2 separate regions of the Mus musculus genome follow, and region 1 is linked to region 2. Evidence: chromatin loops called from intact Hi-C (ENCODE). Cell type or tissue: left cerebral cortex. All regions are shown on one strand.

What was found. Peaks named below come from ENCODE experiments on the same cell type or tissue, not always from the same donor. Only the 100,000 strongest peaks of a DNase experiment are listed, where the experiment ranks them.
Region 1: a loop joins it to region 2, with 4 times the contacts of the local background. A loop is called at or near these places in 19 of 42 quality-filtered maps.

Annotation. Positions count from the first base shown.
Region 1 is chr3:9,707,897-9,715,896 of GRCm38, forward strand. All of the region lies in intron 3 of Pag1 (phosphoprotein associated with glycosphingolipid microdomains 1), which reads right to left. Among named protein-coding and RNA genes, the nearest start is that of Gm33169, 49 kb to the left of the region's middle. In left cerebral cortex, CTCF peaks have their summits at 1,208 (motif pointing right), 2,114, 3,209 (motif pointing right) and 7,935; DNase peaks (open chromatin) are centred at 1,152 and 3,223.
Region 2 is chr3:9,829,555-9,837,554 of GRCm38, forward strand. Pag1 (phosphoprotein associated with glycosphingolipid microdomains 1) reads right to left here and starts at 4,125. Exons shown (of 9, transcript NM_001195031.1): 1 at 3,657-4,125. In left cerebral cortex, no CTCF peak of the experiment used is centred here; DNase peaks (open chromatin) are centred at 3,270 and 4,082; H3K4me3 peaks cover 2,658 bases; H3K27ac peaks cover 2,159 bases.

The DNA of each region.
Region 1 (8,000 bases), 120 kb before region 2:
GTCGAAGCCACTGCAACAGAGGCAGAATGCTCTATTAAACATCTACCTGCAAATTCAAGGAAGCCCATAGCCGAGGTAGAGTACAGCCGAGGAGACCCGACCGCCCTGTCTGCCAGTGCGCATGGATACCCCTCTAACGCTATAATGCTTTGGGGTTTCTTGGGTAATATGGAACTTCCCCTGGTTATATATTATGTCTGCAAACACAACAGGGTCAGTGTGACACACAGACAAATTGCTTCTGCATGGGTAAGTAACCACCACATTTCAGGAGACAAAGAACAATTCACTTTAAACCGTGCCCGCAGTGACAGGTTTCTAAAATACACATGGGAGAGCATTTAAGTCACAGTGACCTCTGATATAATTTTGTGTAGCTGCAAATCATGAAACACTTTCAGAAACACAGACAAAGGATCCATCTCTTGTACACACACAGTTTTGTTTCTTCATCCACACCCTGATTAATCAATGTGATTTATAAAGAGCAAACTTTGTAGATGATAGCTGCTGTGGAATTGCTCGGGGCAGAGCAGCGGGTGCACCAGGAGCCTGCACGCAGGGCTCTCCAGGGCTCCCTCCACTTCTGAACGCGTCTCATCTTTCCTCTTTCTTGTTCTCTTAACAGGAGGCGGCTGCTGGAATAGGTGAAGTGTGGGGGGTACCAGCCTAGCATGACAGTCCAGGGAGGGAGGATGAAAGGGGGACACTCAGAGCTACTGAATAAAAGATGGAACTTACAGCTTACCCCCTTCAATTAGAACTTCATGAAAAGCCACTGAAAGAAATCCTCCCCAGCTCTTGCCCTGTACAAAAATCTCATAATGAGAAGAGTAATTGTCTGGTTCACTTCGGGGAGCCAGGGTAAAACCTCAGGCTCAGCCACAGACGGCTTCCACCCCAGTGCCCCACTGCTACTTGACTGGAGGACTGAGGCTACAGCAGGGGCGGAGGAGAGACAGGAGACAAAACGGTCTCCAGAGGAGCGTGGCATCAGGGTATGTGTACAGTCACACCTCTCACCTCCAGAGTGGACTATTCCTGTTCTAGAGATCTTACACTCTTTTTTCTCCACCTCTTTCTGGATCTGCCTCCATAATTCTGCCACCAACACCTCACGTGGATACTGCCTTGAATTTTCCCAGGCTCCTTTACAACCCAGCTTCTTTACAACTTCCTGCCCACTTGTGTAGATACACTGCTTGCCCAGTAGGTGGCGATGCAATGTACCCTCCCTGTGTGAACGCACTCCCATTCATGTGTATGGTGTGACTTTTGTGCTCTTCGCCTTCTTGGCAGGGATGGGAGTGTGGTCCTTACGTAGGGTGCATGTTACATTTCTGGAAAAGACTCGTCGTGAATAACTGATTTTGTAGGTCAGTCATGGTGGCACATGCCTTTAGTCTCAGCACTTGGGAGGCATAGGTAATCTATGGCATAGGTAATCTATGGATCTCTGTGAGTTTGAGGCCAGCCTGGTCTACAGAGTGAGTCCCATGACAGCTAGGACTACAAAGATAGATCCTGTCACAAACAAACAAACAAACAAACAAACAAACAACCTTACTAAAAACAAAGAGCAGCCGATTTTGGGACTGCATATATAAATATTTTTTTAATAAAAAATCTTTAAAAATTTATTCCTCTCTCCACCTTGACCACTTTCCTCTCCTTCCTGTCCTCCTAGCTCTTCTCCCTTCCCTTCCCCCTCCCCATCCACTCCTCCTTTTCCCTTCAGACAAGGTCAGGCCTGCAATCTGGTATGAACTAAACATCCATATGAAAGTCGCAGTCATACTATGATAAACCCTCCTATCAAGGCTGGATGAGTTGACCCAGCAGGAGGAAAGGGCCCCACAAGGAGGTAAAAGATCAGAGGCAGCCCCTGCCCCCACTGCAAGGAGTCCCACAAGAACATCAAGCTACACAACCATAACATAAATGCAGAGGGCCTAGGTCAGACCCATGCAGGCTTTCTGATTGTCAGTTCATGCTCTGTGAGCCCTGATGAGTCCAGGTTAATCAATTCTGTGGATTTTCTTATGATGCCCATGACTCCTCTGGCTCCCACAATCCTTCCGTACCCCCTTCCACAGGATTTCTAGAGCCCCACCTAGTGTTTGACTGTGGGTCTCTGCATGCTTCCACCAGCTGCTGCCGAAGCCTTTCTGATGGCGATTATGCCGGGCTCCTGTCTATGAGATTCAGGAATCATTTCACTGACTTGATTTTTGTGAGGGGACCTGTAATGTTTGGTTCTATCCTAAGTCTCTGGCTATCTAGCTTCTGGTTCCTGGCCCTCTGGGCAGTGCCAGGGTTAGGCTTCCTGTCATTGCATGGATCTCAGGCTGGACCAGTCACAGGTTGGACACTTCCACAATTTCTCTGTGCCACTCCAGCGCATCTTGTAGGCAGGACAAATTGTAAGTCGAAGGCTTTGTGGCTGGGTTATGTCTCAATCCCTCCACTTGTCTTGTCTGGTTATAGGAGACTATTGTTCCAGGCCATCTCTCCCACTACTAGGAGTCTTTACTAGGGTTGTTCTTGTAGATTCCTGGGCGCTTCCATTGTCCTGGGTTTCTAGCTCACCCCTGAGATGATCTGACTCAGGGCAAAGGAGTCCCGCTGACCGTTACTGACCTCAAGTGACACTATGACACCTGTGGATCACACCAAGCTGAGCTCCAGAAGGTGGTAGTGTTAACACAGCTAGAGAGCAGTGAACAGTTGTGCACAAGGTCTTTTTGCTTTATAGTGTGCTTCATTATTGGATACACTGGCTGATTCCAATCAAGTTGCAGACAGTCATGAATAAAAATACATTGCAGTCCTGAAAAGGGGCAGTGGAGTTTCCCGCCCCTCTTAAGCATGGCAATTCTGATGACTCGGGCACACAACTCCTTGACTCAGGTGGGTACTTCAGGTTATAAACTTGTGCTGAAATTCATTCTGCTACTTACTTTTTTTATGTACCATGTGCTGGTCTTGAATTGGCTAAATAGCCAAGGAGGGCCTTGAACTCCTGTTTCTACCACCCCTGCCTGCAGAGTGTTGGGATTAGCAAGATAGATAGATATTTTGTGCTGAAAACTCCACAATCTATTATCATCCTGTCAAATATACAGATTTGATGATTTCACTGATCAGTAAATGATTTCAATCATTAGTAAAAACTATTGGCCTTTTATCTTTAAAGCAGGTATTTTAAGCCACAAGGTGGCAGCCTAACCCTAGTTTCAGTCCCAGTGAACAGGCCTGAGCAGCATGGAGAGGTCCTGAATAATTGTGGTTGGTCATGTTTGGTGTTTAATTCTTCATTAGCTTGGACTATCAGCCACCCAAATCAATTCCAAGAGGACGGAAAGCAAATACCAGCAAGAAGAACAAAAGGGGCAGAGCAGGGCAGCTGTTCACTTTTCTAGCAGACGCTCTAAGCAGGTAGGTGCTCAGATCACAGCCTGCCCTATAATAACACTTCACAGGGCTGGGGTGGCCCGCAGATTAGATTATCTAGGGAGGCGAACACTTGCAGCCCCTTTGAAGCAGGTTCAGGTCAGTAATGATAGTTATTATGGCTTCACAGCTGTCCTGTGGACCTGTAATTAAGGATGACAGAAACCATCTTGGTTTATGACCCCTCTCCTAAGGGACCAGGGAGGGCAGAGTTGCCAGCCCCATGGGAATGGCTCCTGCTGTCAGTACCAGGTATGCAAACTGTGTATGGGTTACAAATGAACCAACCAGACAAGTTAACAGTCAGGAGGAGCAAAATTCTCTGGTAAATCCCTGCCCTATGTAAAATGATGGATGTGTGGGCCAGGGGATGAACCCCAGGACAGCCCTTTCATGCCCTCTGTCCTAACTTCACTTCTGTCACTGTGGTAAGATATCACGATGATGATGACGATGACTATGACCACCAGCACCTGCACCCGCACCCGCACTGGCACCGGCACCTGCACTGGCACCCACACCCGCACCGGCACCGGCACCGGCACTAGCACCAGCACCAGCACCAGCTAGTGCTAGGCAGGGAGGGGAACGTCTTCTTTAAGTGCTTTTCCTCATTTTGATTTAGTGTGGATTTGGGGGTGGCGGGGGGGGGGGTGAGGAGAAGAGGAGGACAAGAGAAGAGAGAAGGTTTGTTATTTCTAGCAGCCTGTGCTGCACATACTCCAGACAGAGCTGGGATTCACTGAGCATCTGGGTCAAGGTGACGTAGCCTGTGATCAGAGGGTGGCAGAGGAAGAGGCTTTGCTTGCCTCAGGCCATGAGGGACATCTCAGCAAGCATGCAATTGGATTTGGGGATCCTTCCTTTTTTGCTGCATGCTTGCTTATTTGACCTGGCGGAAAAGGACTCTGAGGGCAGGGATGAAGTCATCTCTTTTCCCTTAAAAACCTCAGCATCTTCATAATCTGAAAACTAGGTTCTGGTCAGGATGCTTCCGGGAAGACTAGCAAGGGCACTCTCAGATGCAGGGGTGGCTTACATGGCAAGGGAGAGAAGCCGAAGGAGCCCAGGGTGTCCTGGGGCCAGACCCTCACTCTGGAACCAGCAAAGTGGATCGTTCTGGGGACAGCCATACCACTACCACTTGAGCATGAGTCTCAGAGCCAGCAGTCTCCCCGTTAACTCTCACACACGACCACTCCCTGTCCCCCTCCCTTGAGAGTTCTACACACTGACAGCCTCATCTACCGTCTCCTCTGACACTGTCCTGTCCTTTAGCGCTCAGCTTCCAGGCTTCTGGAACAGGTCCCCTCTTCTTACAACCCTTTCTCCCTCCAAATTTAGTTACGGCCCCATCTTAGAAGGAATTTTTCTGTCTACCATTACTCAAAATTGAGCACTTCAGTGTCTCTTCCATGGGTCTCTCTGTGTGTCCCACAGTGGGCATTCAGAATGCATCTTCAGAAGGAAGTGTTCCAAGGTGGCAGAGCGTCAGGATTTCTGAGGAGGCCTCGAGCAAGAAGTTGCTTTTCTCAGCTTTCAGGCTGGCTTTCTATGAGGAGCAGGAGTGATACAGGTTTGCTTGCCAGGCCACTGGGACACAGCAAACTGATCCTCTGTGTCTCTCTGTGCACAGACAGCACCAATCACCTTCCTTTACCCAGGCTCCCAGAACCCGAGGAGGAGGCTATACACCAGCTGGGACTCCAGTCTTCAGAGAAATCCACCAGAACCATAGATGAGTCAATATCATCAGCCTCTTACCTTGTGATTAATAGCAGATTTATATTTAATAATGCGTCTATGTGTGGGTTTGTGTCATGGAGGCCAGGGGTGTCAGACATCCTAGACTGGCATTGCAGGAAGTTGTGGGACACCTGGTATAGGTGCATGGCTGAACTCTGAGGCACTGTGTACTCTTAGCCACAGAGCCACCTTTCCAGCCCATCTAGTTTATGTTTTATTTAATCCTGTGGGCCTTTGTGTTAATGGCCTTGTCAGAGAAGGGCTTCCTACTCCACCAGCCCTCAGTACTCTCAGAGGCCATCCAGAGCTGGCCTCATATCCCCCATGCAGGATGGCAGACTGTGAAGGTGAGGGAGCTACAGCCATCATCCTCTGGGATGACGCCCAGTTTGTCCACCGCTCATTCTCCTGGGGCATCGATCCCTGGCTGTCGTCTGTGGGAGTCAGGGCACTTTGCAGCAGCTCGGCTGTGATGCATGTGGTATTCACCTGCAGACGCTTCCTGAGCCCAGTGCTAGCTCCCGTCACACTCAACTGAGCATTGCTTCACACCCACTTTATTTGGCTTCTGAGGTTCGCTGACTCAGCCTTTGTTTTCAGAGTAATAACAAGACAACAAAAACAAACTTCTGCTTCTTTATTTGAAAAGTGAACTCTTCCTCATAAATGTCTCCCAGCCAAATCCTCCTCTTATAGCTCACAGTACTTCCAAAGCTCAGATCTGTGGCTAAGAGATGGCTCAGTCAGTAAAGTGCTTGATGCACAAGCGTGAGAACTGGGTTTGGACCCCTGGCATGGACACAAAATCCAGCCTTGATCAGTGCTGGGAGTAAAACGACATGAGAGTTCGCTCTGCCGCCAGTGGGTATAGCACAAATGGTAAGCTCCAACCTCAGCGAGAGACCCTGCCTCAGAAGTAAGGTGGGCTGTAAGAGGATAACATCTGCTGTTGACCTGGAGCCTCTGCAGCTACAGGCACATGCAGCACACATGCATGAGGACAGGGGTAATTCTTAGTGCCCTCTGTTGCATCACTGATACCACTGTATATCCAAAAATGCTCAACCCTCAGGACTGGAGAAGCAAAACTTAAGACCAGAGATGGCAGCAGACTGTCTGTAATAGCCTCTCTGTGCCACAGCAATCCATCCCCACGGTGCAGGAGACGAAGGATGGAGCATGGCTTGTGCAGCACAGTGTCTGACACAGCAGTCCTGAACATCACTTCCAGGGAGTGTGTTGAAAACGCACCCGCACCCTTCTGGCCTGGCTTGCTTGCACAGGCCTGTAATCTTAGCTACTCACTGATGACTTGAAGGGTCTAGTTCAGCCATTGTGCAGGGGCTGCATTTCAAGGTGCTGTCTGGAGGGTAACCCATGACCTTCACCTCAGCTCATGTCATAAGATACTTGAGTTTTGTCAGTAGAACCTTTGTCATCTGTATTAGTTGGGTCCTGTTCTCCCACCCATTCCCATGCTCCCAGAAATAAGACTCAGACTCCAAATATATCTACAGAGACCTTGACCATATAGCTGGAGTCTTTTCTGGCTAGATATAAGTTAAAACATCCCATTTATTTTAATCAACACTCTGCCAATTGGCTGCTTACCTGTGCTCAGGTCCCACACATTCATCTTGTCACAGCTTTCCAGGTGAATCTCTCATGCCTGGTTCTTTCCTAGAACTCTTTCTGCCTCCCAGATGTCTCTCCTTCTATTCTACCCTTTCCTATAGGCCATAGGCCTTTAAATTGACAGATGATGCATCCATACAATACACAAGATAGAGAGCTGGAGGATTTGTGGCCAGTTCCCTGGTGCTGAAACCTGGCCATCACCTTGCTTGAAGAGCATGTGACCAGAAGTCTAAGCGTTCACTCTTCCCACAGCACTTAACTACAAGGCTGTTGTGTCTGTCCAATGACTGAGAGACGTTCAGGGAGTAGACACTCTGTGCTGTGTGCAGCCTCTGCTCTATGCACTCCCACTGAGCTGCTCCCCAGGCCTTCCTCAGTTTCCCCTTTTGAGAAATGTTGTCATTTTAGAGTCCTTCCCAGCTTCTAGCTTCTCCTGTCTTATGAGTATGGCTGTGTTTCTCAGAGTCAGAGCCAACAATTCAGAACTGTGTATATAGGCACAAAAGCTGCACTGGTGGTTCTTAAGGACTGTCTGAGTGTCTCAGAAAGTGTCATGGGAAGTATTAGTGAGCCCAACCAGTTAAACAGATGCCGTAAGGGAAAAAACAAATCACAGGCAGTCTTTGTGGCCAGCATGTAGTGGCAGGAAGCAACCCCACACTCCTTCCAGAGCATCAGGCCATGATCTATGGTGTATGCTGACTTGTCCTCAGTGCTCCATGGCATTATACTTTATGACTCATTACAGGCACATACTTGTAATTCTAGCCTAGTAGGCTGAAGCAGGAAAACTGGCAATTAGGGTTCAGCTTGGGCTACGTAGTGAAAAACGTGTCTCTCCAGAAATCATGAAACAAAGAAAAAGAAAGCCCATCCTTAGCCTAGGCACGTATTCATGAGCTATCCAACAGCCTCTAAGAAACACGCCAGAACAGGGCAAAGCCCAGGGATTCAATGTAAACCAGGGATTCCTGTAAACCAACGCAGACACTCCTGCCGGATGGGGTCCGAAGCTCTTTGCTTGTTCTTTGGAAACCCTACAGATGGCAGGCTTGAGCGGGAGCCATTTCAGTGTGTGCTCAGCCTGGGATGTCCTGAAGTTATGACATTCCAGAGCCTGCCCCTACTGGTCAGGAAGTAGCTCCTTGGCTTGGTCCTACTGG
Region 2 (8,000 bases):
AGTAATGCGATTAAGGAAGAGTAAATGGTCTTTACTCACTTATATCCATATTACAATTAATGTGCAGACTATATGCCTGAGCCGTCTCCCATCCATGGACTAAGCAGGCCCAAGCCTGCTTAGCTTCAGAAATCATATAAGATTGGGTGAATGAAGGGTAGGATGTCTGTAGTTGTACATCAGTCTTCTGAGAGCAAAAGAAAACGGATGTGTGTGTTTTGAGGGGGGGAAGGATTTCTTGTAGATTTAAAAGTGACAACAGAAAATCCACTATAACAACACAAATAGGAAATAAAACATCCATATGGAAATTATTTTCACAGGGTTAGCTCTAGTTATAGCCATGTTCCAGGGAGACATTTGATCAGAAAATCCAGAACAGGGAACAGCTGGAATCTAGCTACTGAGGCAAAGTGTGTATGTATTGTTTGAAAAGGAAGGATGAAATATCAGTAGAGAGAACTCGGTTGGTGGCAGGAGTTCTTTTTGGCATACTGCAGTTGTGGCGTTGTGCCTCCAAAGGCTCTCAGAAGCTCACTACTGGAAACTCACTGTTGAGCAGCTTTGGAGAGACAGATACATGGCACGCACATACATACATACACACACACACATACACACACACACACACACACACAGAGAGGGGGGGGGTTAGGAGGGGAGAGAGATCCAGAGCATCAGCCAGGTAGCAGTGAGCATCCATCTTAGAGTACTTTTAGTGGTAAGGATATCAGCTAGGAGGGTTTCAGTAAACATTCACTCACCTGGGGTGAGTCAGCTGCCTAGGAGCTTTCTATAGCAATTGATTTCAGTATCTAAAAGATAAAGACCAGAATACCTAAGAAAGCCCAAAGTACCATGGCCACTCAATCACCCCACACCCTAGAACTCAGAAGAGAAACTCAACAGTCCATGGAGATTTTAAACCAAAATAGCTCGTATGGAATCCGCCAACAACTGCTTCCTATGGCTTTAAACCTAAGACTAAAGGAAGTGTGCCCATAGATGTGATGGATAAATGATTTCCACTTCAGAACACTGAGTTCAAGATAAGCACAAGGCCCCATCTCTCTGCCTGAGTGGAGTTCTTCCTTGGACACTGGGCTATGCTCAGAGACAATGCTGGCTGATTATTGCTGCTTGTGTCCATGTGGACCACAGACAGCAAAGACACAGGCTGCAGGGAGGCAGAATAGCGAGCATCAACCACCAATACAAAGTATCAAGTTACCCAACTTTTCTCTTTGGTTCTACGAATGTATAAACAGGGAAGAAAGAAGTAACAGAATCCAGTTTCAGCTGAAGGCAAAACACCCTGTTATCTTTCTCACAATAGCACTAAACGGGGTTTGCAACCAGGGCCTGGCATTTAATAACAGAGAAGTTGATGATAATAGCTTCCAGTCTCGAAGAAGGAGTGCTATTTAGCACTTTGCATACTTGAAACTTTAAACATAAACTTCCCGTGGAGAAAGGATAACCCACCCACATTGCTTGCAAGTTGAGGCAGCAGGGTCAAAGAACAAGATTCCAACAGGCATGTTTAAGATGCCAGCTCTAATTTCTACTACTTGATCTCTCTCGGCCTCAGTTTCTTCCTCTCTAACATCAAGACAAAGCCATCTCCATAGAAGGCCTTCAGGGAGGCACTGCTGGAGACAGTAAATCCAATATTAACATGTGGCCAGGGTGTTTATATCCTCTCTCCTATTACACATGTGCACTGCTTCTACTGACCTCCAGCAACAGCTGTTTAATGTCTACAGCTTATCCCAAGACAAATTTCCTTTCACAGCATGAAACTTTTTCCCCAAAGTCAGCCTACGATACTTGACACCAGCTCAATACCTTCTCATCAGGATTCCACTTAAGCCTCGCACAACCCAACCAGGAAGGTACTGCAATTACACCCACCTATTTTACAGATGGAGACGCCGGGCACAGAATTCCGGTATTGCTCAGATTCAAAGCCAGCAATAGTGCCAACAGCCTGGTCTCTTGAAAGCCCACACTTGGACAAAATTTCTTCTAGGGGTCAGCACTCAATGCTCCTATAAACTACAATGTGATAACTAGCTTTTCAACGTTAAAATAATCTTTCTTTTTTCTTAGAATCCTTAAAATAATAACTATGCTTAAACCAGGTGCCTATAACTAGTTAGTTCATCTTGTTATATCCACTGAAGCACTCTAACCCATACATGCCTCTTTCTAAAGGTCACCTAAATAAATCTCACATTGACTCACATCCCTGAGTTTTTATTTCAAATCCATATGCATGTATATATTTTTCTGTGTGCATATTTCTTTCCATCTATGGATACATGTGTATCACAGGGCAGCTGCAATATGAGCTGTTTGGTTAATGCAAAGCTGGTACTCTAAATATTATCTTTCTTTATAACAGTCACTGCCTATCAGTCACACAGCAGGGCTGTATGGTATTTCAAAGAATTCCTTTTACAAATTTAATCAACTCAAGTATTAAACATCAATGGCATTAATCCATTGCTCTGCTTAAAAGGAATCTCTAGGGGCAGCTGAGAATGAAAGGTTAAAGATTTCTACCCTTCAAAGTAGGCCACTGTAGCTACCTATAAATCATGCTCTTTGTTTATTAAGATAATTAAGGCCATCAGTGCACTTCACTTTCAGACTCAACAATTGTCTGGTATGAGCAAATCTCCACTTTTACTAAAACAAAAGGGGATGTGTTCTAAAGAGGGTTCTGTGCATGCTCTCTGTACAATGTATGGTATTTTAAAGCATGATTTATGTATCTAATTCCTTGAACTGCCTTGAAAAAAATACACCAAGTTCTTCCTCCCATGCTCCCTATTAGGAGAAGACAGTCTAATTTAAAGACTGCCCTGTTTCTGACTACGAACCACTATATCATGTCAACGTTTTTATTAAATACGGCTCAAGCTGGACTTGAAAAAAAAAATGGAGTGAGTAGAGGCCCAGATGCAGCCCCTGCAGATGCAAAGGTACCCAGCCAGGAGGCTTACATAAGAGATGCAGGACAACTCAGCCATCCTCGGAATCCTGTTTCTTTGAGACTTGCCCACATTCTTAAAGCATATGAATTAAAACGCATAGAGCACTTTTCTCATTTTCTATGCCTTGGAGCACAAAACACTCATTTGACACATAAGTTGTTTTTCCCTAAAGGGCTAGGCTCCAATTATGGGAGGTTGGCAACTTCTGCCTAAGGGAAGAGTGAAGTGGGATGTGCAGAAAGCCTGCAGGCCCGAGCAGCAATGTCTCAGCTTCTCATCTCTGTGCCAGTCCTCCGAGGGGATGGAGGGGATGTAGGCAGAGCTTCCTAGGATGGAGGTGGCTGACGTCCCTGACCCCACGCGGCGCAAAATCAAGGAGCTCAGAATGTGCAATTTAGCGGCGGGCCAAATGCCCTCGGAGCACCTGTCTCCCCTAGCACATTTCCAGCTGGCACATTCGGGAGAGGCAGGAGCCAGCCCTAGACTCCAGCCTTGAGTCTTCGAATGCCATGCCCCATCCTTTACAGTCCAGTACGCCTTCCTCCAGCCGCAGCCCCGCTAACGGGAGGTAAAACCTCGGCCTGGAACCACAGGAATAAAACGAACCTGTCCTTCCCACGCTGCCCGAAACTTCAGAAACTACAGTCAACTTACTGGTTCGCAGAGGTCTTCTGGGGCTCCAGAGCTCTAAAAAGCGCTGCAACTCCGCTGCTCGCAGCCGGGCTGGCCCGCGGTGGGCAGTGGTAGCGGGCGCAGGACCCTCCTGATCCTCGTCGCCTCGGTTCTGCCGTGCCGGGGGAGGTGCGCTCTCCCGGGCGCACCGGGCGGCCGCAGAGACTCGGACTGCACCGGGAACCCGAGCAAACGCCGTCGTGGCCGCCAGCCCTTGAGAGCTGTGCTCGGAGCTCCGGGTGCGTGTCTCCCTCTCTGAGGGAATGCGACACCACGGAGTCCCCGCACGAGAGGCTCCAGAGCGCTGCAGAGTCACCAGTCCGCCCCGGAGGAGCAGTCACAGCACCCGCGCGCCGGGCGGGAACCGCAGTCCGCACTGGCCGCCGCGCCGCGGAGAATGACAGCGCCGAGGCGGAGCAGCGCGCGGGACTCAGTGCGCATGTTCGCGACTGCTGCGGCACGTCACGGGGGCGGTGCCAACGGGCGGGGTTGGGCGGAGCGAGAAGGGTGGGGCGGGGTCGGGGGGGGGGTTGCTGCGAGGCTAATGTGGCTGCCAGCTGCAGGGCAAGGAGCTGGAGCTTCGCAAAATCAGGGCTGGTGACCAAAAACTCTGTGACTGAGGTTGTCTCCTTAGCCCATTGTCCCTTAAGAAGCAGTCTATGGGGAACTGCCTTAGGGTCCCAGGACAGCCTGCAAAGGTCAAGTTTAACCCAGATGGTTGCTTAACCTTCAAGGACTGCAATTTGCAGGACACCTTTCACTTTGATCTGATGCAGAGTAAGAACTTGAGGAGCTTGTAGGAGCCCTTTGTCCTGGCTGGACTCCAAAGTAAACACAGGAGACTCTGAGAGGTGGGGCCCAGGTATGTAGGTTGTAAATAGCCTTGCCCAAAGCTCCCCAAGAGAATGTGCTGGTTGTATGGTAATACAACACTTGCCTACGCACATTCAGAAGGTCTGGAGGATGGGGAATCCCTATTCCAATAGGGTCCAAGACTATTCCAGGGCTGCAAGCCTCCCACACCCTGTTCTTCCTTGCCACTTACGAGGACAGAGACCCCAGAGCAGCTACTGGCGTGTGGGTCTGCCTGAGAATCAGGTGAAAATGCTTTTAACTTGGAATTTCCAAGGCGTATCCACTATGGTTCGGGTTCACCCACTGGGCACTGGGGGAGGGAGTGGGAGGGGAGATTGTGTGGGGGAGTGGGGTGGGGTGGGGAGGACTCGAATATTGCCTGGAACAAGCTGCAGATAAATCTGACAAGGGTTTTGTTGGCCTTGAATTTTAACTTATTAAACAAGCAACCCGGAAATGGGGATAGACAGTGTGGAAACAAATAACCAGTCCAGATGTGACACTCAGGACTTCTGAGCCAAGTCCACTGAACTCTAAACCAAACAGTTATTTGTCTGACAAGTTCATTTGTTTTCTCTAATGGGGAAGAACAGGCACGAGTGATATTAAACATACACACATTCACTCAGGTAGTGTGAAGTTGGCTGGATAAAAACGGCTCATTAGGAGCAAAGGGGTGGGAATAGGGAGTTGAGTAAAGGAGAAAGGAATGTTAATACGTTGCAGAGGAGGATGTGTAGGAGATATTAAACTCAGTCTTCAGCTTGGAAAGGTACTTTGAGAATAAGGATGCAGGATCCAACTTGGCTGGATTTAGAGGACGGTGAGAGGTTCGTTGGTTTGAGAACTTATAAAGGTCTGGATTTCACCACCAGGCTGTACTAGTGACTTTTCTCATTGCTGTGACAAAATGTTTGGCAACAGCAGCGACTCAGGGAATGAAGGCTTTGGTTCGAGCCATGCTTTGAGGGTCCAGTCTACCATGGCGCAGAAGGCAGCAGCGTGAGGAAGTCGGTCACACGGCATTGACAGTCGGGATGGATGAGAGGTGTTTAGTCCTTTTTATTCCAATATCCCAGTCCATGCTATGGCACTGCCCAAGGGCAGCAAGAGCCTCCCCTCCTCAGATAAGCCTCTCTGGGAACACCTTTCCCTAAGACACACCAAGTCCTGTAAAGCTGACAAGATTAACCACCACAATGACTTACCTCATTGAATCCCACAATGATCTTCTAAATTAGATATAGGAAGTTATTGTATCTATTTTTTGCTCTTAAAAAAATGCATTCTGTGGGGCTTAGTTGATGCAGTGCTTGCTGCACACACAAGAGGACCTGGATTGGGATCCCTAGAAAGGGACCACTTACAAAGCCAGATGTTGAAGCCACATCTGCTATTTCAGATCTGGGGGTGTGGAGATGGAGCGATCAGTGGGACTTGGGGACCAGGCTCAATCAGGGACATCCAGGTTCAGTGAAAGATCCTGACTCAAAAATGAGGTGCAGAGCAATTGAGGAAAGCACCCACTATCAAACTCTGGGCTCTCCATGTGTGCTCATGCACACACATGATCATGTATATGCACATATGTCACACACACAGCAATCAAGTCAAAGAATAAGCACCAAGAAGAGAACGCCCACTGAGCAGGTACGCCATGCTCTGGCTCCGGTGTGAGCAAGCTTCAGGTAACAGGAAATGACTGGAATCTTATAAAGAAAACTCTGCAATATTTTCCACATAGTTTGAGAGACTGTGATTGTTTGAATATGCTCTGCCCAGGTTGGTGGCATTATTAGGAGGTGTGGCCTTGCTGGAATAGGTGTGTCACTGTGGTTGTGGGCTTTAATACCTTACTTCTAACTTCCTGGAAGCCAATATTCTGCTAGCAGCCTTCATATGAAGATGTAGAACTCTCAGCTCCTCCAGCGCCATGCCTGCCTGGATGCTGCCATGTTCCCACCTTGATGATAATGGACTGAACCTCTGAACCCATGAGTCAGCCCCAATTAAATGTTGTCCTTATAAAAGGTGCCTTGGTCACAGCAGTAAAACCCTAACGAAGAAAAACACATTGCGAACTTTTTGAGTTAGGAAGGCTTTCATTTTTTCTAAGGAAGAAGTATGTCTCTTGTCTCCATCCCACTTTGCAGCTTCTTGAATTAGGGCTGCACAAAGTGGTTTCCAGAGCATCAGAATCCTGCAGTTACCTACACAAGATTGCCAGGGATTTAGAAGGGCAACATTCACACTCTCTGGGGACAAGTGCAATTACCATCCTCATTTCACACAGGAAGAGTGAACGAGGAGAAATCACTGATTCAGTCTCTTTCCCAAGCTCCCTTTACCAAACGACACACTAGAGATTCATTTCCATTTCCAAATTGCTCAGATCAGGATCTGCAATCATCCAATGAGAACTCACACGTGTTTCAAAGACGATCTTTATTAGTTAATGCATAGATAGCACTCCCTGTGTGTGAAGTTTTGGAAGCAAGTGTGTATTTATATATTATTCTACAGAGGTTAACCTCTCTCAACTGTATATATAGTCTCTTTTGATTATAAATTAGAAACGAATGAGTTCACAAAAACGAATTCATTTAAAATGAGGGATCTGCTCCATCATAGTAAATTTGGTTGAGTATTTTCTAATGACTTACTTATTCCTTTATATGTGGGTGTGCTGTGTGACATGTGTGCACGTGTAGCTGTCTCAGATGCCCTAAAGAGAGCACTAGATCCCTAGAACTGGCAACACAGGCAGTTGTGAGTTGCTGGATGTGGGTGCTGGGAATTGAACCTGGGTCCTTTGAAAAAGTAGTATATACTCTCATCCATGAAGCCGTCTCTCCAGCCCCTGGTACAGTTTGTTTGTTTGTTTGTTTTGTAAGAGTATCTTAATTTAAAAAAAAGCTAGTAGAATAAATTACATCGGGACTTTTAAATAAAGAACTGGTGTTTGATACTTTTCTTGTTGCTATAATAAAATAACAGACAAAAGCAACTTAGGAAATCGTTGTTTGAGGGTACGATCTCTCATGGTGCAGAGGGCATAAGACAGCTAGCTGATCATGTTGCACTCAGAGACAGAAAACAGGAGAGATGTGTTCTGGTATTCAGCTTTCTTTTCTCCCCCCCCCCCTCTTGTTTCTTTTCTTTTTCCATTTATATTTACTCTGGGACTCTAACCTGGAGCCACTTGCCGCAGGGTAGTTCTTTTGTCCTTGGTTTAAGCTCTGTAGAAGCTTGTCGTAGATCCCAGTAGAGAGGTTTCTCTTGGGCGATTCTCAATCCTGTAAGCTGACAAAGAAGTTAACCATCACAGCTCTTCTAGGCTTCCACGGCTCCAGCAACTCCATCGAAAATAGTTATCTGTGTAGCATTTATTGACTTCAAGTAATCTATGGCTCAATTTTATAAAAAATTAATTAGTATGTCCCACTGCCATTCCGAGCCACTGTTATTGAT